Linked DNA regions of Mus musculus: region 1 is linked to region 2. The links are chromatin loops, found by intact Hi-C in ENCODE. Cell type or tissue: gastrocnemius. All regions are shown on one strand. Each heading gives the region's core, and the rest is flanking DNA. Links, peaks and the distances in the headings are about the cores only. Region 1 overlaps Rps6kc1 (ribosomal protein S6 kinase polypeptide 1). Region 2 overlaps Nsl1 (NSL1, MIS12 kinetochore complex component).

Evidence for each region. A loop is a pair of places that touch in the nucleus more often than their neighbours do. Peaks named below come from ENCODE experiments on the same cell type or tissue, not always from the same donor. Only the 100,000 strongest peaks of a DNase experiment are listed, where the experiment ranks them.
Region 1: it touches region 2 in a loop (3-fold over the local background); 2 of 42 quality-filtered maps call a loop at or near these places.

What each region holds. Positions count from the first base shown.
Region 1 is chr1:190,823,623-190,839,909 of GRCm38, reverse strand. It overlaps Rps6kc1 (ribosomal protein S6 kinase polypeptide 1), which reads left to right. Exons shown (of 15, transcript NM_178775.4): 8 at 5,812-5,904. It overlaps Gm51740 (a long non-coding RNA gene), which reads right to left. Exons shown (of 3, transcript XR_003948580.1): 2 at 12,301-12,666; 3 at 11,658-12,017. Among named protein-coding and RNA genes, the nearest start is that of Gm51740, 12 kb to the right of the region's middle. In gastrocnemius, for the core only: a CTCF peak has its summit at 7,926 (motif pointing left); a DNase peak (open chromatin) is centred at 7,900; H3K27ac peaks cover 415 bases.
Region 2 is chr1:191,071,494-191,079,493 of GRCm38, reverse strand. The region is part of intron 4 of Nsl1 (NSL1, MIS12 kinetochore complex component); the gene reads right to left. Among named protein-coding and RNA genes, the nearest start is that of Nsl1, 12 kb to the right of the region's middle. In gastrocnemius, for the core only: CTCF peaks have their summits at 1,909 and 3,718 (motif pointing right); a DNase peak (open chromatin) is centred at 3,744; H3K4me3 peaks cover 670 bases; H3K27ac peaks cover 1,670 bases.

The DNA of each region.
Region 1 (16,287 bases), core at 4,713-12,712, 240 kb after region 2:
CTCTTTGTAGCTGTTTCAGTAGAGAAAGGAATCCTTTGGGGCTTTGACACTGCTGGTCTCCATCTCCTCCTGGCAGTGGCTGCTCCCTCTGACCTTTCCATTGCTTTATGAACTTTGGAGTCTTGGAACCTCTTAGGTTGTGAATGTAGAAAACCTGAATTTCCCATTATCCCATTATATTATTATAAAGGATATGTAATCATATCCTTTGCAAACAAATGTTGGAAAAGAAACCAGCAGAACACAGTCCCCGTTTTGCTTCATATATCATACCTGAAAGGCACCAAGAACTCTGGAGAGGCAGGCCTCTGATTAAGTAGACTCTGGACTGAAGGGACAGTGGCTTTCATTTATTTATTTATTTTTCCAAATTGCAAAGGACTTAACTTTTTTTTTTTTTTCTTTTCGTTTTTCAAGACAGGGTTTCTCTGTATAGCCCTGGCTGTCCTGGAACTCACTTTGTAAACCAGGCTGGCCTCGAACTCAGATATCCACCTGCCTCTGCCTCCAAAGTCCTGGGATTAAAGGTGTGCACCACCACTGCCCGGCTAGGCTTAATATTTTTTAAAAGAAAATTTAAAATCAATTAAAATTTAAAAAGGCACAGTAAATTATCTAAATATAGGACGTGAAACATATAAATACCATTCTATCCCACAGTTACTAGGGGTGATTGAACACCACTGCAGAATGTTTTGAGTGCCCTGTAGATTTTGAGCACACTGGTAGCACATCTGTGTTTGCTGATGTTGTTGGCCAACTGGACAGGTGTCATTAAAGACATTGAAACTCACCGAGAGACGTGGCAATAAGGCATGGGACTGACTCGGTTACAGGTGGCTAAATGTCAGGTGTGTTAGCCATCTAAGAGAGGCTGAGAGTGGTCGAGCTAGCCATCTGCCCAGGAAGGATTTGCAAAGCTAGAACTCCGAACAAGAGCTTGAGTTCAGGGATTCTGCTAGACATTGAAGTTTTTCGTCTTCATCTCCTTCTCTCCCTCCCTCCCTCCCTCCCTCCCTCCCTCCCTCCCTTCTTTCTTTCTTTCTTTCTTTCTTTCTCCTCCTCCTCCTCTCCCTCTTCCTCCTCTCCCTCTTCCTCCTCCTCTTCTCCCTCCTCCTCTTCTTCTTCCTCCTCCTCCTCTTCTTCTTCCTCCTCCTCTTCCTCCTCCTCCTCCTCCTCCTTCTTCATCTTTCTGCATAACCCCATCTGGCCTCCTGCCTGCCTAGGGCAGAGACGATTGGTATCACCACTGCCCTCAGCCAGAGCCGAGTTGTGGATACCTTTCCTTTTATCTGTTACCGTTTTCCCTGACGGTAAGGAGTGACTCCTGCTCAGGTGTTCTGAGGTGTGGTCACTCTGTTCTAAGTGGAGCTGCTGAACCACCAGCAGCAGCAGCAGCAGCCCCACCAGGGAGCCTGATGGAAGCACAGACTCTTTGGGCCCAGCTCAGTTCTCCTGAAGCCTATGTTCCACTTTGATAAGTCCTTGAGCAATGTGCATATGTGCTATAGTTTGAGGAACACTGAGTCTACAGGTGGAGAGTGCATACTGAGAACACTAATAAATCAAAGAAACTGTGGGTAGGTCAACTGGCGACTCAAAGGAGAAGCCAGGTAGCCTTTACTTAACTTTTTAGAGAACAGAAATAGCAACCAAGTTTTAACCATGTGCTTACTGCTGATCACAGGCACTGGCTGTCACCATCATTGCATGGAGCTATGTGTCCCGGGCTTAGGCCCTGGCTAGTTGAGCAGTGTTATCTTGCCATCCCTGTGAGGCCATTCTATCTTCTTGTGGGTAGTCCGGGTATAGATGAACCTAACCAATCTTTCTTGACATCTTGTGCTACAGTGGCCCTTACATATAAGAGAGACACTGACTTTTTACATCAAGGGCATAATTTTGTTGCCTAGGAAGTTATTTCCTGCTACTTTGTAACAGTGCGCTACATTGGTGATACTTTTTTACAAGTAAGAGTTTCTTATTTAATTCAATTTGGGACAGGGTCTCTCGTAGAGCCCTGGTTGGCCTTCTCTTCATGGCAGTCCTCCTGCATCAGCAGACCTGAGTGCTAGGGTTGCAGGCATGCACCACCTTACCTGAATACACTCACAGGCCAGTCCTCTCTCCCGCCACCAGCTTTTGTCACCAGAGACAGCTTAGCTGTATTGCTTCTCAGCGTCCTTTTGTTAGAAAGACAAAATAAGCCAAGATCTGGATCTGGTTTCTGAAGCCTCTTTATGTTATTAAATCCTGTAGATTTATATTTCCCTTTGCTGTCTAAAGACAGGAACAGATCTGTGGAGTTAAAACTAATTTAAGTGCTACTATATATAAGAAATAAGAGATTATTAAGAATAATTTTAGTTTTTGGGTATTTCATAAGCACATGCAATGTATTTTATCAGATGCACTCCTCACTTCTCCGCTCCCCATGGTTCTAACTCTGTGTCCTCCTTTTTGACCCACAAGTCCAAAGTGTGCTGCCTTATGTGGACCATGTCGTGGCGTGTGTTAGACCCACCCGGGGCCACACACTCAAAGCAGACTCTCTCTCTCCTAGAAGCCAACAGTATGAGGTTTTTAAGATGATCCCTTTATTTTATAATCGTTGTGTACTCTGTCTGACCTGAAGCTTGCAAAGCACTTTAAAGAAGAAAGAGAAGATTTGTGTCTGTCGCCTTTGCCGTTCCTATCTGCCCCAAGGCACTGCTGTTTGCAGCAGCATCTACTTAGTGCGTTTTAGCTCCTTTCTCACACAGAGCACCTGCTCTCTTCATTCGGGAGCACACAGTGCACATGGCTCTCCTTGGCATTCAAGGGCTGTGGAAACCAAACTCAAGTGTGGACTTTTGTTTTCCAGTCCTCCACTGTGACCCTCACTGTAGCAGACCATTCATGCCTCTCGATGACCTGTATCGTATTAGGTTTTTAATTGCTGTGGAAAAGGTGCAAGGGTTTATCTTGGCTCATGGTTTCAGACCGTGGTCACTTGGCTTTGTTATTTCTGACCTGTGGTAGAGTGTAAGAATGGGAGGCAAGTCTCCAGTGACCTACTTTTCTCCACTTAGGCCCACTTCCTAAATCTTACTAACACACAACCCCAAAGTCTTTTGAGCTATGAATCCATAAGTAGAATCATTGATGAGGTCAGAGCCCTCAAGACTCAGTCACCTCCCAGGGACCTCACTTTTGAATACTGCTGAGCTGGGACGGCGGACATCAACATAAGGGCGTGCGATGCATCCCACAGTCTACACCATAGCACTGTTGTGTTTCTCACCGTGCACTCAGTGGCATAAGCAGAGTGAACTGTCTATGGAATCTGAGAGACCAGTGAGCAGGGACTGAGAAATGTGAACAGAAGACGGGATGTCGTGTTCTGGAGTTTGGAGTATTAAACTTCAAATGTAACAGATAAAATAGTACTTTCCCTTGGTAGCTCTTTAGCTAAAATTACAAGCAGCTTTTTTTTTGTTGTTGTTGTTGGTAATGCAGCAAGATGTACATGTGTGCATGTGTGTGCATGTGTGTGCATGTGTGTGCATGTGGCATTTAATAGAAAGGTTGTCAGCAGCAGGGTGGAGCTGAGGTCTGTCTAGGATCCCATTCTCTCTTTGTGATGGAAGTGATTCATCCTCTGAGTTTCCCTTTGCGTAGGAGGAAAACAGAGATTGTTAGAGCAGCTTTCTGTGAGTGCCACACTCAGTGTAGGCATGAGAGGGTAATGATGAAGGAAGACAGTGTAACTCCTGCAGAAGAGATTGCTTTTTGACAGTTCCAGTGGATTCACTGATGTCTTGATAGTATGCATTAAACGTTTCCCTTAGGTTTTCAGCTTTTTTTGTTTGTTTTTTTTTTTTTTTTTGAGATAGTGTTTCTCTGTGTAGCCCTGGCTGTCCTGGAACTCACTCTGTAGACCAGGCTGGCCTCAAACTCAGAGATCTGCCTGCCTCTGCCTCCCAAGTGCTGGGATTCAAGGTGTGCGCCAGCCACAACTGCCCAGCCAGTTTTCAGCTTTTAAGGAGGCAGTGATGTATCTTTTTTCTGACATCTACTTTGGTTCCTAATGAATTGCGATATCAAATAACATTTGCTGAGACATATCTAAGAAATCAAATTATATCATTTAAAAATTATTATTATCTGTTGCAATTGAGATATTTTATCAAGTGAAAGCATCTCTAAAACAAAAGCTGCGGCTAAGAATAAGAACGGCTTGGTTGATAAAGTATGAGGATCTTGGATCCCAGCACCCATGTAAAAAGTGAACATGGCTTTGTGTGCCTATTATGCTAGCACAGGGAGGCAGGGGTGATGACCTCAGGATCCATGGAGCCAATCAGCCAATCAGTGGGCTGCCGCTTCAGGGAGAGGATCTTTCTCAAACAGTAAGATGGAGAGTGATTGAAGAAGCGTCCAGTGTTGACCTCTGATCTCTATGTGCATGTGCATACACGTGCACATGTAAATATACACATGCACACATGCACACACACACACACACACACACACACACACCCTTAGCCAGATGTGGTACACATCTGTAATTCTAGCATGTGGGAGATAGAAGCATGAGGAGCCTCCCTTGGCTACAAAGCAAGTTCGAGGCCAGCCTGGGCTTCGGGAGATCCTGCTTACAGAATTCAAACCAAACCCAACCCCTCCCAACTCCAGCACCACTAGCTTTTTCCTGCTGTACCCAGAGATGAGGAAGCTATTTGAAGGCAATGAGAATTGATTGCTGCCTTTAGACACTGTCTTTCCTAGGTGGTAGTCTCCCCATGACAGCTTGCACCCAATTCCCCAGGCAGTTTCCTTGCTAAGTTTCCTGACTCTACCCCAACAGTGATCAGGGTGCAGTTCTTGTTAAGAGCTCTGTCTGGCCATGCCAGTCTGTGAAGTGTCGGGAAAGGGGTCTTAGTAGATTCCTTACCATGCTGTCCCCTCTGTACTCTAATCTAGTTTGTTGATAAGGCCGTCTGCCCTGTGTGACAAGGCGTTGTGTCTCCTGTGAGGAGGAACTACAGAAATCCAGCTGGACATGCTGAGCCCTGCTCCTCTCAGGACTTAGCTGCCTGGCAGGGCGAAGCCAGAGTTTGGAAGTTGAGACTGTTTCTAACTGTGTTGCTCCAGCAGCCTTTCCACAGTCACTGATCTTGTTTGTAGGCCATAGACTGGTTTCCACATCACAGATAGTCAAATATTTGAAGAAAAGCTATTTTTCTCATGAGTCACTCCAAGCTCTTTTCTAATAATCACTGGCTGTACGGATGGGGCATTTATTTTTCTCACCATTGGTTGGCGCTTTTTTTGGTCAACTTGAATCTGTCAATTCTCTTTAAAACATATGGTATAGATTAAAGTATCTAACTGCTTACTTTGTTTTATAAAGAAACACTGAAGGACTGTTGTTTCAAGGTCATGCCTCCTCTGTTTCAAGTGAATCTGTTTAATAATATTTTTGTTTGTTTTCTTCCTCAATCACTTTTGGTCTGTCTTGGGTAAATTCCAGGCTGCCACTGCCTTTGGCCGCTCAGCTGATTGTTGGACAGTTCCATCCTCGGTTAAAGCCCGTTTCCAGCCTTGTGACTGACGACTTACTTGTGCTTTGTCTTGCTTCTTCATTTTCATTTTCTTTATTTTGATTTTTTCATTTTACATTACAGACAAACAGTAACTTTTTCCTTTTATCTCTCTTCTCTGATTTCTGGTAAATTTAGTTTCCTTTGGCCTGGTGTTTGCTTCAGTAGGCAGCCTTCCTTCAAGTCCCTCCCTGATTGATGTGAAATCTTTGATATCTTCCATTAGCCTCCAGGATCACTAAGTTCAAGGCCCCCTTGGAGCCTGAGGAGCCCTGCCGAGGAGCTGAAGGCCTTCCGAGTCCTTGGGGTGATTGACAAGGTAATTCTTCAGTGTCTCTTCAAGAGTTCAGTCATAAATCGACTGCATGCTGACATTCTGTCTTTGAAGCTTTGGATCTTAAGGATATGAAACAAAGGGGGAAATGACTCAAATGTATCTGCACTTTAAAATAACAAAGCAACCGAGGAATGGCTTTCATCTCAGCAACTCACATAAGGTCATGCAAAATACATCTGTGCCAAGGAGAAGGTGTGTGTTTGTTGGCATTCAGTTGAGTAAGGGTTTTAATTTTCTAAAGTGTAGTGATAGGAACATAGACTTTGTATCGCTTAAATTGGTGAATTTGTGGCTGTTCAGCATTAACCAATACAGTTACTTTAATGGTCAGAAAGAAAGTTGGGCTTCCTGGTAGCTGTCATTTATGAGCACCTACTGTGTGCCCACACCTCCATAGTAGGCATTTATATAAAGTGGTTAATGGAGCCCTTCTTACATTCCCATTATGTTCATCTTAGTGGGAAAGTGATACAGAACATAGAGTCCCATGCCCAGAAGTCACTTGGCCAACTTGTAGGAGTGCTGAGCACAAACCTGAACTCGGTTGACTCCAAAACCTGTTTTCCTGGTTTATTGAGCCCTTTTTATCTTCCCTGGCCCTGCAAAGCTTAGTGACATGTCAGTCATGCCAAATGTTGGTCCATACTGAGCCTGTCACTTTGTATACTCTGGAAATACGAGGTTGCTCTACCAGCACAATATCAGAGACATGCTGTGTTTAAAGTTGATACAAATGGATCTTGATCTCTTGACCTCTTGGCATTGTCCTGAAAACACCTGAGTGTTGTTTGTTTTGGTGCATCAACTGCCACTCGTGTGCTGAAGTGTTCTTGTGAGTCCCTGCTGCACTTGAGCAGTGTGCGTCGCGGTTTGAGAAGCCTGGGCAAGCGCTCACGCTCTGAAGCCTTCTAAAAGGACATCAAGTCAAAACTTGGTGTTTTACCCTTGTGAGCATCATTGTCTCAAACAGGTAAGAAGTTTGAGCTTAAAGGATTCTGTGCAGCAGGACATTCTGTATGTTGTTCAGAGCTTGTAATGTTCCTGCGACTGCTACTGCAGTCTGTTATGGAGAGCAGGCTGAACCAGATGAGAGCTGAGTGGACGCAGGTGCAGACAGGTCGCCTTCCTGCATGTGCTGACAGAGTAGCTCTTAGACTTGTATCTTTTGACTCTGTGACTGTCGTTGTTGTGCTTTGAACCTTAAGGCATGACACAGTTCTGGTAATAACTAGGAGTTCCACAGATTAATACAAGCAGACTCTTGGCAGCAGAGGAGTCCCGGCTTTTGTAGTTGAGACACAGACCATTGCTATCTGTCTCCATCCACCAGTGCCTCTCAGATGCTGTTTTCCAAGTGGTAAGAAGCAGCTCTATGTCTGGGACTCAGTCAGCTTTGCAGCTAGTCTTGAAGATCATAACATCATGTCTGCTCGTAAAACATAAGCAGGTAGGCTTTAAACTTTGCAGCTAGTCTTGAAGATCATAACATCATGTCTGCTAGTAAAACATAAGCAGGTAGGCTTTAAACTTTGGATTGTTGGTCAAGGGAATTCCTTTTTCTTGTACTAAGGAACCCCTTAAATTTGGGATTAGAAACTTGGGGTTGAGTAAACTCAAGCCTAGAAAATACTCAGGGTGTACCCTCGTAGATCTGGGGTGGCATACTCTCTGTTTCATTTATCTCTTTCTGTTTCATTTTCGCAATTCATTTGGCTATTTGTGAATTATCTCGGGTTATTTATTAACTTGGCAAGTTCAGCTTTGCATTAAAGTTTATTAGGAAACACATTTATAACCTCGATCTAGAAAGCAAAGGAGGTGGTCTCATTAGTGGCTACAGTGCAGAGCTCGTGAGAACAGTGTTGCACTGTTTGATTTCCCACCGTTTTCTTTGTACCTAGAATTTTGCCACATGCCAACCACACCATGGGCCCCCAGTGCAGTTGTTGGATGAGTGAATTGAAAAGAATTTAAACTGTATCGTAGAGTGACACCTACTGGTGTAATCTGAGACTGCTCCCAAAAACCATTCCACAAGGTCACTAGTGAGCCATGGCTGTTGGCTGGTTTAGTGTTTGGAGAGGAGGAAATGTCTTCCGTTTCTTCGTTGGGATTGTAAAACCGTTTATGTAACAAGGAGTAAGTACCAGGGCTCTTAGAGTATAGACAGGCAGGTGCCCATTCTGTTGTAGAAATGACGTGGCTGGTGAAGGCCTTCAGAGACCTGTTAAGGAAGCCCAGATAGAGAACGAGGCCATTTCACCTCATCAAACGTGTGTAGGCTTTGGGTATTTCAGAGCTGCAGCTCTGTCATGCGTGTTTAAACCCAGGAGAGTATTGGTTATGCTGGAACAGTGTGTGCATCCTGCAGATGGAGTGCTGGGGCTCACTGAGGGGATGTAGTGTGCAGTGGGGCCTGCAGGTTCCTCCCTCCTCCCAGGGGACAGCTAGAACCACAGAAGCTTAAGTTAAGGAGAGAGAGAGAGAGAGAGAGAGAGAGAATATGAATTGGACTCATAGTTAGAGATTCATTCCTCCCTCCTTCCCTCTCCCTGCTCCTCCCTCCATCCCTCCTTCCTTCCTTCAGAGACATGGTCTCTCTGTGTAGCCCTGGCTGTCCTGAAACAGACTCTGTAAACTAGGCTAGCCTTTAACTCAGAGATCTGCCTGCCTCTGCCTTCTGAGTGCTGGGATTAAAGGTGTGTGCTAGCCACCACCGCCTGGCTGAATACACTTTAAGAATTAGTGTCTTGACCAAAGATGGAGTAGACCTGAGATCTCATGAGCTTCTTCTCAGTAGAGGCATCCAAGGCACGGTGGGGGTGTCAGCAGAGGGAAGCTGTGGAGAGAGCTCAGTGGTTGGTGGATTTTGTCTTAGATAACTTTGAAGAGTACCTTCCGCTCTCAGATGCACCTGCATATGTTTCCTTGTGCAGAAGCAGAAGGAAAATAAGAGGCAGACTGGTGGATGCCCAGTGGGCTCCTGTCATCTGCTTGGAAGCCCGTTGCCTGGGCAGGTGCCATGCTCTGGGCTGTGAGTGTGTGAAGTAGAGTGCATGCTGTGTGTTTAGTGCACAGTGCTTACACACAGCTCACTGCAGTGCTCAGTGCAGAGTGCTTACACACAGCTCACTGCAGTGTTCAGTGCAGAGTGCTTACACACAGCTCACTGCAGTGCTCAGTGTGCAGTACTGACATACAACTCACTGCAGGCCTGACTTAGTCAGTGTTCAGTGCAGAGTGTTTACACACAGCTCACTGCAGTGCTCAGTGCACAGTGCTGACATACAGCTCACTGCAGGCTTGACTTAGTGTTGAGTGCAGAGTGCTTACACAGAGCTCACTGCAGTGTTGAGTGCAGAGTGCTTACACACAGCTCACTGCAGTGTTGAGTGCAGAATGCTCACACACAGCTCACTGCAGTGTTGAGTGCAGAGTGCTTACACACAGCTCACTGCAGTGTTGAGTGCAGAGTGCTGACACACAGCTCACTGCAGTGTTGAGTGCAGAATGCTTACACACAGCTCACTGCAGGCCTGACTTAGTGTTCAGTGTGTAGTGCTTACACACAGTTCTCTGACTTAGTCAGTTGGCCATTGGATGATTAAAAGCTGAGAGTATTCTGATGATGGTCCCTGTTACCTGGCTTGTTTCAGGATCACAGCCCCCTCAGCAGCTATGAGCCATTGCCAAATCCCTGCCCTTGCTCTCCTGCTGATGCTGCATAATCCTCCTCAGGGCCGGCTGAGTGAGGAGCAAGCAGGACTCTTTGGAATGCGGGTAAAAAACAAATTCAAAACAAAACAAAAGTTAGAGACAACAGTGGAGATCAAAAAGCAGGATCACCTAAATTCACTGATCCTCTGAGAAGAGGCCTGAGCCAGGGCTGTGCACAGTCTTCAAACTGTCACTATTATGAGAACAGGTGCCTCATCTTCCAATCTCACCTGGGGTCAGTTAGCTAGACTTTGGGATTGCTATGATGTCAACAAAATGCTGGAATTTATACTTTGTAGCTAAGTATGATTGGGAAGTTTGGACAGTTGTTCAGGTTGACAGACTTGGAGAAATGGATGCTTATTTTCTTGACATCTAAATAATGTCCTTATGATAAAACATAGGAAGACTTGTTTTTATTGGGAACTCAGATTCATCAATATTTGTATATTATGCATTGGATTATATTGGGATTGGGTTAAATACAAAGAGTTCCTGCTTGTACTTCATCTAGCCTACGCGGTCAAAATCCTGTTGGTGTCTTAGATGACATCACATTATAGTCTGCCGCCCAGGGTTCTGTGGAAAGCCACTTGTCTTATGAGAACGAGGAGACCTCAGTTGAGAGAGAAGTGTAATCAGCTCTGAAGTGAGGATTTGCAATGGCCGCCGTAAACGCGGTTCAGTGAGTACAAGCACACAAGACACAAACGAAGAAACGATCAGGGCAGAAGACAGGACAGGTCAGAGAGCAGCAATAGAATGCTTGTGCTTGCTGAACGTCGTGGTGCCCTTCTTCAGCTCCCACACCACAAGTGGGTGGAAATCCAACAGCAGGGTGAGAAGGGGGGCCTGGGAACATGAGCAGGCTGAGTCCATGCCTGAGCTGTCTTAACGTGTAACATCTAGACATCAGCCCTAGAGTCAGGAGTTGTGTGGACCCACTACCAACATCTACTGGACGGCCCTCAACCAGCTTCTAAAAACGGGCGCTTGGGAAGCAGGTAAAAGCAGGAGGGAGAAACATCAAATGACCTTAGAAACCCTAGAGGTCAAAGGACACTGCATGACATAAGTGCTAAAGGACTGGGCTTCTGTATCCTGAGAAAATACTTTTCAGGAATGGCGGGAGAAGCCATGTGTGGTGGCCACACCTTTAATCTCAGTGCTTGAGGCAGAGGCAGGCACATCTCTGAGGCTGAGTTCAGCCTAGTCTAGTCCAGACTGCTAGCGGCACCCTGCTCATTAAAGCAGCATAGAAAGCAGCATGAGGGGAAATGTGGGCATCATCAGATGAAAGGCAGACAAGGCTGTGCCTCGCAGACTTGCCATAAACAGTGCGTTTTCCAAGCAGAAGTCAATATGAGGGCCTTGGCATGGAGAGGAGTCTTCAGGCCGCAGTACCTATTTCCTAAAGCTCATTATGGCTGGAGTCAGAGTTGCAAGATTATCTGATAGAGCTTTATGCGTTTTGGTTGTGAGCCCCGACGTTTAACGGCTAAACTGTCTCTCCAAAAAATATATGTAGAAAAAAAACCACTAAAGACAATTTAGAAATAAGGGAGGGTATAGAAAGAGTATAAAGAGAGGAACACTTCACACAACTTGACAGAGAGATGACTCTGTGGTTGATAGTGTGTATATTACATCTGTATATATTCTATAATAACTGGAGATGTCACTCAAAGCTCTGCAGATAAACTGAAGTAAATATATACACATATTTACTTATTTATTATTTATATATGTGGGTACAGACTCGTGCTGTGTAACCTGAATGGCCTTGAAATATGACTCTCACACCTTGCCCTCTTGAGTGCTGAGGTTACAGATGTGTGCCACCACATCCAGCCTAACGTAGAATTCTAAAAATATTCAATTAATTCATAATAAAGTAGAAGCAGTAAACACAAACCAAAAAAATCCCAGAACAAGTTTTCAAACCTCATACAAATGTAAGCTCAGACACATTATCAATTACACTAAATATAAATAATCTAATTATATTGGTTAAAGAAAACATGATCTGAGTGCATTAAAAATATGACTTAACTCTGTGATGTATACAAGAGATTCATTTCAGATACAGTGATAGAAAGAGTTTTAGGGCGAGAGTATGGGAAAGGCACATGCCTACGTTGGTCAGAAGACAGCAAGACTGGCTCCACTGGCAGATGAGGAGTCTTTAGATGAAAGGGCTGTGGAGATGTCCGGCATTGTACAGCGATGAAGACCATGTGGGCTGTGGAGATGTCCGGCATTGTACAGCGATGGAGACCATGTGGGCTGTGGAGATGTCCGGCATTGTACAGCGATGAAGACCATGTGGTAGGAGAGAACTGACTGCTGCAGGTTATCTTCTGAACTCCACACAGCTGCTGTGGGACACACATAAATACATACATGTCCGTCATTGGATATGCGTGGAAAGTCTATGTACACGCACAGTACTGCCCACTATGCAATGATGCCCTGAGACTGTTGCTGTAGTGCATTTGGCAGCTCTAGTTAGAGAGTACACGAGACTCTCTTGCTGTGTACTGAGACTGTACCAACAGTGCAGGAGTAGAGCACCTTGCTTTCCTGTGTCCCACAGACTGTGTTTACTGCAGTATTTACAACGGTGACTCTCACAGACTGCAACAGAGTAGTGGTACTTACCAGGGCATGTTGGCTCCTGATGGATTAGCTCAGCTTTGGTATGATGTGCCTGCCTCCAGTGCCGATGAACCCTTATTTTCTGTGTCACTGGTTTCACTCATCCATGGGAGTGACCTCAGAAGAGTAACATACGTAGATAAAACACAATGTAAGGCACAGAGGAAAGCAGACCAAGTAGACGAACTCAGGCATGGTGCAGTAACTTGTAACTGTTGATGTGATGGTTTCAGGAGTGGCAGAGTGGCCCCTGTGTACTCTGTTTGGAGTATTTTCTTGATTAGAGATGCATGAGACGCAGTTGGGAGGGCTTCGTAGGAGTGTTTGCCTGGGTTCAGAGAGAAGCAGGCTCAGGGATCCATGCCTCCACTGTGGGAGCCGAGAAAAGGAAGCAAAGAAACATGATCATCAGAACAGAAGTCAGTGGAATTGAAAATAGGTAGACAGTAGGAAAATGAACCACACTAAAGGGCAGTTCTCTGAACACCAGTGAGCTTACTAAGCCTGTAGAGAGGATGATTATGGAAGAAAGATCTTTATATCAGAAACCAGACCTATGCCACTCCATCTTGTGCAGTGAACAGTTTGGATGTGATGAGTTTAATCACTGTACAGTTTGCTACCGCACCCCTAAAAGACAAAGCCCGTTAAACCCACAGGGAAGGAACAGGCCATCTGGGTAAATGTCTCTCACCCACCACGGAAACTGAATGAGTACACAAACCACCCACAAAGCAGCACTAGGCCCAGGTGAAGTGGAATTCCGTCTAATATTTACAGAATACCGGAAGCCAGTACTCTATAATGTCTTCCAAGTCTAGACTAGGAAAGCAGTGCTATAGAGATTGGGAAGGGAGGTTCCTGTGTTTGCCTGCGGGTGACATGACTGTGTAATCTGAAAGAACTGACAACTCTTACGACCAATAGACAGTTACATCAGGGTTGCAGGATGTGAAACTAGCACGCTGTACTTAGCTACTTTCCTATGTGATCCATTAGAATCTGAAATTAAAAATAGTATCAAGTGGCCGAGGAAGTAACTCAGTGGTAGAAAGCTTCTGGAGTTTGACCCTAAGCATCAGTCAGCTGTGGTGGTGCACAGCTGTGATTCTAAAACTCAAGATTCTAACACGGAGGCAGGAGGATTCTGTGTTTTAAGATAGCCAGGTTACATAATAAAATTCTTTTTGTCCCTGCCCTCCCCCAAATCTCCAAACATACTTTCCATTAGTGCCCCAAACTAAATACGGATGTATAAATTTACGAAAGTGTACGCAGCATCTGGGTAAGGAAGACTGTATGTAACCCCGATGAAATAAAACAGAACTGAAGAGGAGAGGGCCATGGCGTCGATAAGAAGGCACACTGTTGTCAGGGGACGTTCACCCTGAACTGTGGATTCAGTACAGTCTGATTTCAAAGCTCACCAGGTAAATCTCTGTACATCAACAATCTGACTTCAGAATTTATATGAAGGGGCAAAGACCCTGGATGGGCAGCGTAATAGTGAAGGGGAAGGGTGGAAGTCGGAGCACTGATACTTCTTAAGTTCAAGTCTCATAAAGGGTAGCAGTCAAGATGGTTATATGCTGGACTTGATTAGCACTTTATAACTGTGAAAGATCCTATGATGGGGTGAGCAGACAAGCCCAATAGAGTGGAGAAAATACTTTAAAGATAACTGATTGAAGACTGTTATCCAGAGCATACCAAAACTCCTAAAACTCACTGGCAACACAGGGGCATACCTCAGTATCTGCAGCGGCCTGTGGTGAAAGTGGTGAGTCCGGGTATGTTGTGCTGTGGGGAAGGCTGCTCTCTTTAGTAAAGTCATGTGTTTGGGCCCATGACATGTTTGGAAACTACAGCTTTGTCAAATTGTTCTAAAGATAGAGTATCTAAAATTAAAAAGAAAAAAACTATTTTATTGGAATAAGATGTGTCTTTAGCGATGTCTTCATCCCAAACTGTAATGCCACAGTTACTGTTAAAATACTAAGAGACACAGGAGAAGCGCGTGGCTCCACAGCAGCTAGCTGCTAGGTTCCTGCAGATCCAGGGTGTGGCTTTGAATGTTAAGGGGCAGCCTCTGGATCGCAGACGGCCTGGAAGATGTAATTGTTTAGATTTGAACTCAGAAGGTCATAGATGCGTTTTGTGTTGAGACAGAGCATGAGTTTGAATCGAGATGTATCTCTTTCTAAAACTGCATCTTCTCATTGTTAGACCTGGGTTGTTCACATTTCCTATCAACCTTTTCTGTTCCATCTTCACTAAAATGTTACGGAAGCAATTGAGCCTAACGGCACGCCAGTATGTGAGTGACATGGTTTTAAAGCTTCAGAAGAAGAAAATTCCCATAGTGACTAAAAGGACTTAGTTATCACAAACTCAATAGCTAAGTCAGGGTCTCATTTATCCTTAATACCTGCTACATATGAGAATTTTGCAGACTCCCAATGCCTTCAAACTACGCAAGACAAAACTATTGTGAATGTATGTATTGATTAACAATTAGAAATTTGAAATGTATGTGGTTACTATTTTTAATATATGAACGTGAGACTTTTTATACAATCCAGTAGGAAAATGTTACTCTCAGTGCTGTTTTCAGACTACTCAGCACATGCTGTAACCATCTCCGTACCCTTTGACCCTCAGAGATATTGCTGTCTGCCTCGGCCTGTGATGGATGCGGCAGCAAGAGACCATCTCCTAATGCTATGATGTTTTTTCTTTTTTCTTTTGTACTTTCCCAGAGTTGGAGGGAGTAGGTTAAAAAGTGCACCTGTGTGTCTTGCCTTCTCCCAACTCATATCAGTGTGTCCCTGTCAGTGATCTGGGGGTGCTGCTGTCTCCTGGCGTGTATTAGCCCCCATTAGTGACCGGAGGGAGCCACTTGCCTCTCCTCTCCTTCAACAGCAGCACTTGCTATTTGCTGGATTAGAGTATGGACTTCCTTATGTACACTTGAGGTTGCTGTGAGGCTCTGGATGTCTTGGGTTCTGTTTCTGAGATGTTGACACATAGTTTTTAAAAATTAGGCCTATTTATTTTTATTTTATATGTATGAGTATTTTGTCTGGATATATATGTCTGCACTATGTGCATGCCTGGTGCCCACAGAGGTCAGAAGTAGGCATCGGGTCCCCTGGAACTAGAGTTACAGATGGCTCTGAGCTGGTGTGTGTGTGTACACGCACATGCACGTGTGCACTGGGAATTGAATATACACCCTCTGCAAAGCAGCCAGTATTCTTAGCTTTAGCCCATGGGTTGCTTTCTCTGTGTCTAGTCCTGTGGCTTCAGCAAATCTATGTGGGATTGATTTGTTGTTAATATCTAATTAGGGGTTGGGTGGCCACACACAAGCTTGCTGTATCGGTGATGCTGTCTCTTCGTTCTTTGTCTCCGTGCCGTGCCTCCAGTGCTGTGTGGTTTTCTCCTTGTAATCCCCGGGACCTTTCTCCTGTGCTCCTTTGTAGTTTTACAGCACAACAGAACACTGTTGTCTAGGTTGGCAATTCTGAGTAATCCTGTTGTAGGCTTGTTGTCATATACTAGACTAGGTCACATGCATGCACGCACACACACACACACACACACACACACACACACACACACGCACGCACTGAATTGGCTGTCCTGGCTGTCTTTGTTGGTTGTGTGGGTTGTGTTGATAGTCTCAAATGCCTGAGGAATGCTGTTGAGAGGAATGCACTTACACAGAGGGTTATGTATAGACCCACAGCAGCATGGCTTTATGCGAGAGCACTGTCTCTAGGAACCTACTTGTAATAGAGGGATGTCAACTGTGTGCTTGAGAGACACATTTTAGTTATGTACATATTAGTATCTGTGCTTTGACAATTCCATTGTTCACACATTTATAATTAAGACTATTTGTAAGTATTTATAAGATATGTCTATCAATCTAGCACACTATTGCAAAATTTTTATCCTTTGGATTTATAGAGTGTTCTTTTTGTT
Region 2 (8,000 bases), core at 1-8,000:
GCCAAGTCCTCTCCTGACAGTCACAATGTAACTATCAGTGGGTTAAACTTTGCTATTGAAAGGCAGAAATAGAAGCTGGCAACTGGATAAAAACAAATGATGCAATGAAATCACATCATGACTGCCCTATACGCACAGCTGAGAGTGAAGGGAAGACAGGAACATTCCACACAGAAGCAATCATGGGAGGATTGGGGTCACAGAGGACTTAGCAGAGCTGGGGCTGCTGCTCGGCAACTGTGTAAGGCCCTGGGTGTGACTGACCCCTCTGGCTGCATTAAAAGCTCAGTTACAAGAAAATACACTGATAAAAGGGGCAGCCCATCCAGAAGATCAACAGCAATGCACCTAACGTAGACCTCATATGTGTGTTCAGAGCACCTCACCACACACAACAGTACACCATTCTACTAGACCTAACACGTGTGTACCGAAAACCTCAACAAACACAACAGTACACTATTCTACTAGACCTAACAGGTGTGTACAGTACACCTCACCACACACAATACACCATTCTACTAGACCTAACAGGTGTGTACAGAGCACCTCACCAAACACAATACACTATTCTCGTTTGATTTCTGATGCTCTGATAGATATCATTTTTATGGTAGTTTGAATAGGAACAGCCCTCATGAGCTCACACGTGTGAATGCTCTGTCATGAGGGAGGTGTAGCCTTAGAGTAGGTGTGGCTTTGTTGGAGGAAGTGTGTCAATTGGGATGAGCTAAATGCTCAAGACAAGCCCAGTGTCACTCTCTTCCTGCTGCTTGGTGATCCAGCTATACAACGCTCACTCCTTTACCAGCACCATGTCTGCCTTCAAGAACCATGCTTCCCATCATGACAATGAACTAAACCTCTGAACCTGTAAGCCAGCCCCAGTGAAATGTTTTCCTTAATAAGAGCTGTTGTGATCATGGGGTCTCTTCACAGCAATAGAAACCCCAACTTAGAGAATCAGCAAAAGCAACTCGGGGAGGGAGTGTTATCTGACTTACTTACAGGTCACCATCCAGCACTGAGGAAGTCAGGGCAGGAAGCCAAGGCAGTAACCATGGAGGAGTGCTGCTCACTGGCTTGCTCTCCCACTGGCTCACGCATGCACAGTCAGCTTTCTTACACAACCCAGGACTACCATCGCAGCGATGGTACCGTCCACCAGAAGGCCTGGGTCCTTCTATATCGTAGCAATCAATAATCAAGACAGTGCCACACAGTCATGGCCATAGACCAACCTGATCTGGGCAATCTTTTAACTGAGGTGACTCTAGGTCACTTCGCCAATAGGAGCTGACCAGAGCACACGGTGGTCTCAGCTGCCACAGGAAAGTGAAGCAGCACTAGGAACACATGAGGCACAGAAAGCGTGCACGGCAGCGTCGCACTCGCCATAGGCAAAGCCATGCAGCCAGAATACAGGCAGTGCTTGCCCGGGCTGGGACGGCTGTGATGCTGTGGGCCTCTTCCGAGTAGTAACCTGCTCTGGAACCCCTGGGATGCACAGCACTGGCTATCAGTGGATGATGGGCTGCTTCAAAATGCACAAAATGGTCAACTTAAATATTTTTTTTTACTATTTTTATTTGTGTATGTGTATGAACATGGCTACAGTGACCAGAGGAGGTTGTCGGATCCCCTGGAGCTGGACTTGGAGGAGGTTATGAGCCACCAGACATGAGTGCTTGCTGGGAACCCAACTCTAGCCCTCTCCTAAGAACAGCAAGTGCTCTTAACTGCTGTGCCCTCTCTCCAGTTCTAACATGCTAAGTTTTATGTATATTTCCACTACAACTATGGCTAATTTTGGTTGTCAACTTGAATAAGGTCTGTGAGTGATTTTGCTGACTGGATCACTTGAAGCTGGAAGACCCACCCTAACTCTGGACCACGCCGTCTGCTGGCTGCCCTCAGAGAAGAACGTGGATAAAGGAAGCTTTTGCTCTTTGCCTGCTTGCCCTTGCTCTTGCTGGCAAGTTCATCTATCTTGCTGCTTAGGCATTCCTTCATTGTTATTAGAGCCTACTTCTCTGGGATTTCAATTTAGACTGAATACCAGCAGCTCCCTAGAATTCTCCAGGACTCCAGCACCAGATTGGAAATTCACTGAACCTTGGCCTTTCTGCTGGGAGTCAGCCATAGTTGAACTACCCGGCCCAGAGTCTGTGGGCCGCTCTCGGAACACTCACATGTACTCGCTCTCTCATACTGACCCCACTGATTGTTCCCTCAGAGCCTCCTAATACAGCAACAGAACATGAATGTCTCTGTGTGCATCGGCCAGCTTTACAATGCTCCGATGAGCCCACTTTAGGGTGCACTCGTGTGCATGAGGTTCTTCTCTTCTCTGCATGGATAGTGACTTAAAGTTCCAGTAACAGCACATTAGAGCCAAGATGAAGGTGTTTGAGGACAAGTTCCTTCATGGGTGGTACTCTCTGTCACGACACTGGGAGGAACAAGTTGAAAGGTAACAGGAAGCTTAGAGGTGCATGCCCATGCCCTGAGGAACTAAAGCTCCTACCAGGTTACTGACCTCAGAAACCACAAGGCATATAGGATGTGTTTATTGTTTTAAGCTGTTAAATTTTGACATAAGTTACTAAGTAACAGGTAACAAATCCAACATTAGATTTCAAATCAATGCATTTAGTCCTAAGTGTAAATTAAAATTTTCAACGAGTGACTATCTAGAACATTCCAGTAGATCTAGAATGTTCCTCAAAGGCCAATGTGTTAAATGCTTGGTCACCAGACAAGCCTTTTGGGAGGTCTTCAGGTCTCTGGGGATGTGTCCAATATATCTTGTTCCTTATTTTACTCTCTCCCAGATAAAATACTTCTGAACTTAAAGACACAGGCTCAGCTGTTGACCTGAAGAAACACAATAACTTTTCTTTACTATTCCAGGTTTTTAAGATACTCTGTTGTATTCACAGTATACATGAAAACATAATAAGACAACATTTGAACAGAGTTTAAAATGTTCATCATCTGTATCTAGAAACCACACAGATATCTCTACATGGTGGCTTGTTTTGTTTTGTTTTGTTTTTCGAGACAGGGTTTCTCTGTGTAGCCCTGGCTGTCCTGGAACTCACTCTGTAGACCAGGCTGGCCTCAAACTCAGAAATCTGCCTGCCTCTGCCTCCCTGGGATTAAAGGTGTGCACTACCACGCCCGGCTCGATAGTGGCTTTTTAATATGTATGCATGTATGTAGGAATGCATGCATAACTTCAACAAGTTGTGTACTATACATTACTCTGCAACAAACACACTTTTTGTAAGAAGTAAACAAATTTTACTTCTATGCCTGAACAGGCAGCCAGTCTTCATCATTGTAGCTTTTACTAGCAGCAGCAGCAGCTATAGTCCCTGACCTGTGACCCCCTTCTCAAGGCTTCTTACAGATTAAGTTCTATCTATGACTAATACAAACAATTCCTAAAACACCTAAGCCACCTTTTGGTCTTTACTTTCCCGTTGCTGAATAATACCTGTTTTGATCTGTTGTACAAACAGTGAGAACACATAAGCCCAAGAGTGGTTTGGGCTTGTGTGTGACATGGAGGTAGGGTGAAGGCTTGCATACTTACAAACAGACTTTCACACCCAAGTGTGTGACGGATATTCTAATGATGGTCTAGACACATAAGGCATTTAGTATTCCTGTATGACTACCATCTCCAAACATCCTGCAAGCTCTCCCGAAGGCCCACTAGAGGGCAGTGTGGGCAATAACGAGAAGCCTGGAAAATCCCTAAGCATTGACAACTTCCTGGGAAGAGGCCCGGGTTCTCCAATCCTGGGATCTTTGGTGGCAATCACAGAACTTTAGAGTAGGTGCTCAAAAGCTATGACGGGACACAACCATCATAGAGGACACTTCCTTAATCAAAGAGGGTGACATCACACACAGGGGAACTGTATTAGGGAGAATTTGCCTTAAACAGGGATCAAATGGACTGGGGAGTTCCAGGTGGGAGGCGGGAGGACAGGATATACTCTACCCAAATAAGGAAATAAGTGAGAAACAGGACAAAACAGGAAGCAGGAAGCAGATCCAGCAGGGACGTGAGGAAACTCCCAGGACGGTGTGAGAGGGGCAGACAGGATGAAGGTTTGCAGCAGGCAAGGAGAGTTGGTCAAGATAGGAAGAGGAAGACAACGTTAGAAGCAGGACTGATGGATAACCTCAAGGGCTTACCACACCCAGGAATGTATAATTGCAGAGCAGGCTCACAGCCTCCTTTCCAAATAACCCAGGAAAGGGAACTGCAACCGGATAGAGTCAGAATTCACTTCTTCTAGAATCCAATGTAACTCTGAAAATATCACTCTGCCAGAAATCACACACTGTGTTCCTGAAAGAGTAAGTCACAATTGGGCAAAACTTAGCTCCAGCATAATGAAAGTTTCTTGAAATGAAAAATATGCAATACCATTCTAAAATTAGATGTCTAACTATGAATTTACAGTATGTCTTCTTTTTTTAATTAAGTAACCTCAATCATTTCCATTCAAGCCTAAAATGTATCTGCAGCACGTGGTGGTGCTCACCTTTAATCCCAGCACTTGGGAGGCAGAGAGGTGAGCACTCTACTTTTGAGATCAGCCTGGTCTACACAGACAGTTCCAGACCAGTCAGGGATACATGGTGTCTCAAAAACAAAAATAAAAAACCAAACCAAACCAACCCCAAGTTATCAATAATTCTAGGAATAAACTCAAACAAAGACTTTTAACAATGAAGACAACATACGTACTTAAAAATAATCTCTACAAGTCAAGGGAGGTGACAGGCACCTGTGAGCGCAGGGCCCAGAGGGCAAGGGCAAGATGACTACACATCCCAGGTCATCCTGTACTATCCAGCAAGACCCTGTCTCAAAAACAAAACACAACACTAAACAAAACTCATTAAACATGTGGATAGACTATTTACATACATAAAAACTATTTTCTTGGCTGGCAAGATAGTTAAGCACGAAAAAGCACTTGGTGCCAATCCAGACAATCTGAGTTTGATTCCTAGAACCCACATGGCAGAAAGAGAGAATGGGCTTCTCCAAGTTGTCCTCGACCTACACACATGCTGTGTGCACAGACGCACAGAATAAATAGTAAACATTTGTAAGAAGTTAAAACATCTTCTACCACAAATATTTGCTAAAGAAATCCCAAAGCAATAAGCTTTTGGTGGCCTTACTCACCATGATTCTAAGTGAGTCTGTCACCTTTTATAACTGAGAAGAACACAAGCACTCAGGATACAGGAGCACTGATTGGCCTTCCAAGGTCTCAGTGCTCATGGCAGACCCATAAGGCCATGCAGGGTCAGGAAGGGGTCCCTTAGAAGTGTTCTCCACGCTCCTCCTCGACACACTCACCAAGAAATCTGTATGACGCCAATGTGTACCACTCTTACCAATGCCAACTAAACATTCCTAAAAGAAGCACCCCTCACTGGGAGCGACATCAAGGCTGACTAGCTTAGTGAGAACAGGGGGGAGGGATAAGATGTTTCAAGGCCAGAGCCTCATTATCTGAGCCATCTCTCCTGCCCTGTGTGTCCTCCTTTGTAAGTGACCTGACATCTTTGTGACCATTAGATAAATCCTTTAAAATATACAAGCAGACCCCAGTGTCTAACAACCAGAACGCTGAATCTTCTGTCGGAGAGCATGAGGCCTTTCTGTAACCACCTGCTGATGCTTCCACTGATGCACTTTGAAAGCGTCTATCTCAGTTTATGGTTTTCTGTTGTTATCACAAAAGGCCATGAAATTGTTACCACATTGCAACAGGAAATTTGCAGTAACCTAAATCTGTATTCCCCAGCCACAGTCCTATTTATCTTCAAAATAAACTCTCTTATCCTCCTTAAAGTAAAAGTCCCATAGCCCAGGCACACATGTCGACTCTGACATAGATGCTAACCACCTGTTGTCATCTACACACAGACTGCTCAGAGGTGTAGCATTGCCAGAAAACAAGACAGGCTGCCTGAACTTACAGGCCAGCCCAGAACAACCTAAGATAGCTCTGCCATCACTACTGTGTAAGGTGGGGAAAGAGCTCTCCACTTTGGGGACTTTCCATTAATGACTATTCAAGGTTGCTCCTGACAAATGAGAACCACATCTTACCTAATGGTAAGTAATCGGTAGAGGGTGTGTGTGTTGTGGGGGAGCTGCCCTTACAAATGTGGAAGTTCAGCAGCCTGAGAACAGCGTTTCCTAGTCGCCTGCCCTCTAAAGCACGGGGAAATGAAAAAGTGGAAATGAAAGCCTGGGCAATGAGCCCAGTTTTGCTTCTGGGTCACTGCACTGACCAAACAAGGGACCATGAACTCCAAAGCCTGCAAACTCAGCAGAAATGCACCAGCTGAGAGTTTCCCATCTACTTCCAACGTAGTTCCCAAGCACAGACAAGCAAACATGCCCGGGGGACACTGCCTTGTGTTGGCTTCTAAGGACTGGGGAGGGAAATCAGCATTTCTGTCATAGACAGACACAGGTTGCAGACCTGTGAGCCCAGGCTCCTCAGGACGTGCAGTACCATGGTGTCAGACGCCTAAGTTTCTGTGGACTCTTGCTTGGGCTTTCCTCTGCTCTAGAGCTCTTCCTCTTGAGCGCAACCACGTAACCTCCTACTGCTCTTGCCACCTGAACCCTTGTGTCCTGCTGCCCACCCAGTGAATGTGGTACAGACCACACGCTGCTTCTTGAGTCACCGTAAGGAGGCCACGCCCTGCAGCAGAGTGACTGACCCCTCAGTCACAGCAAACCAGCACAAACTGACGAGGACTTCGTCCTTGTGCAGACAACTCCCTGGGAGATGAAAGGAGCCGACATGCCTCAGCTCCCGAATCATCATTTTCCCCACTGACAACCAGTCTGCTACGAAGGAGCCTTCACAGGAGCAAAGACGGAACAAGCCCTCAGCTAAGGTGCCTGTCACATGCTGCCTGTCACAGCCCTCAGCTAAGGCGTGCCCACAGAAGTCAACCCAGGCCAGGTGGTGGTGGTGGTGGTGGTGGCGGTAGCAGTGGCGCACGCCTTTAATCCCAGCACTTGGGAGGCAGAGGCAGGCAGATTTCTGAGTTCGAGGCCAGCCTGGTCTACAAAGTGAGTTCTAGGACAGCCAGGACACAGAGAAACCCTGTCTTGAAAAAACAAAACAAAACAAAAAAAAAAAGAAGTCAACCCAGAGGAAGGCCTGAAATTCAAACAATAATTCTTTCAGAATTTTGAAATTTTGATTTATAAATCAAATTAATCAAGTACAAAAGAGTAGCTACTGAGTAAGACTTGGTGGTTCATATCTATAATCTTAGCACTCAGGAGGTGGAGGCAGGAGGATTGTGAGCTCAAGAATACCCTGGGCTACATAATGGGCCCTGCCTCAAAAAACAAAAACAAATAAAAAGCCCACTCAGTGGTGAGCACTTGTCTAGCAGGGACAGGGCCTGTGTTCTACTCTCAGCAGGACAATAAAAGTCGTAAAGGGTGAATTTTATCTACTTAACCAGAAGAACTAAAATTGACAGTAAGAATAGAGAAAACTGGGAGTGGCGGTGTGCTTACTCAATGGGCAGAGGGCACAAAGGTCTATTTCTTGCTCAAGGAGAGTTTCACGGGACTGGATAAAGTTAGATAACTCACTAGAGCAGTAACAATTTTACAGGAGACATAAAAGGAACAGAACCATAGTATGCCACTTCCAAACTGGGAGCCAGAAAGAAAAAGAGACTAAAGAACACTGTATCTACACAACTGATGGCAGCAAAGGCGGAGCTTGACAAGACGGAACTGGGATTGGAAACTAGGAAGTGAGCAAGGTCTCCAGGGCAAGATTACAGTCGGCTTCCAAAGTGGGACTCAGCAACTGTGGCCTTAACTGCATTTATCAACTCAGTGCACCCAAGAAGATAAATATAACAAGAAATGTACAAAACCAGGTGGAGCACATTAAAGGTAAAGTCTCAAGTCA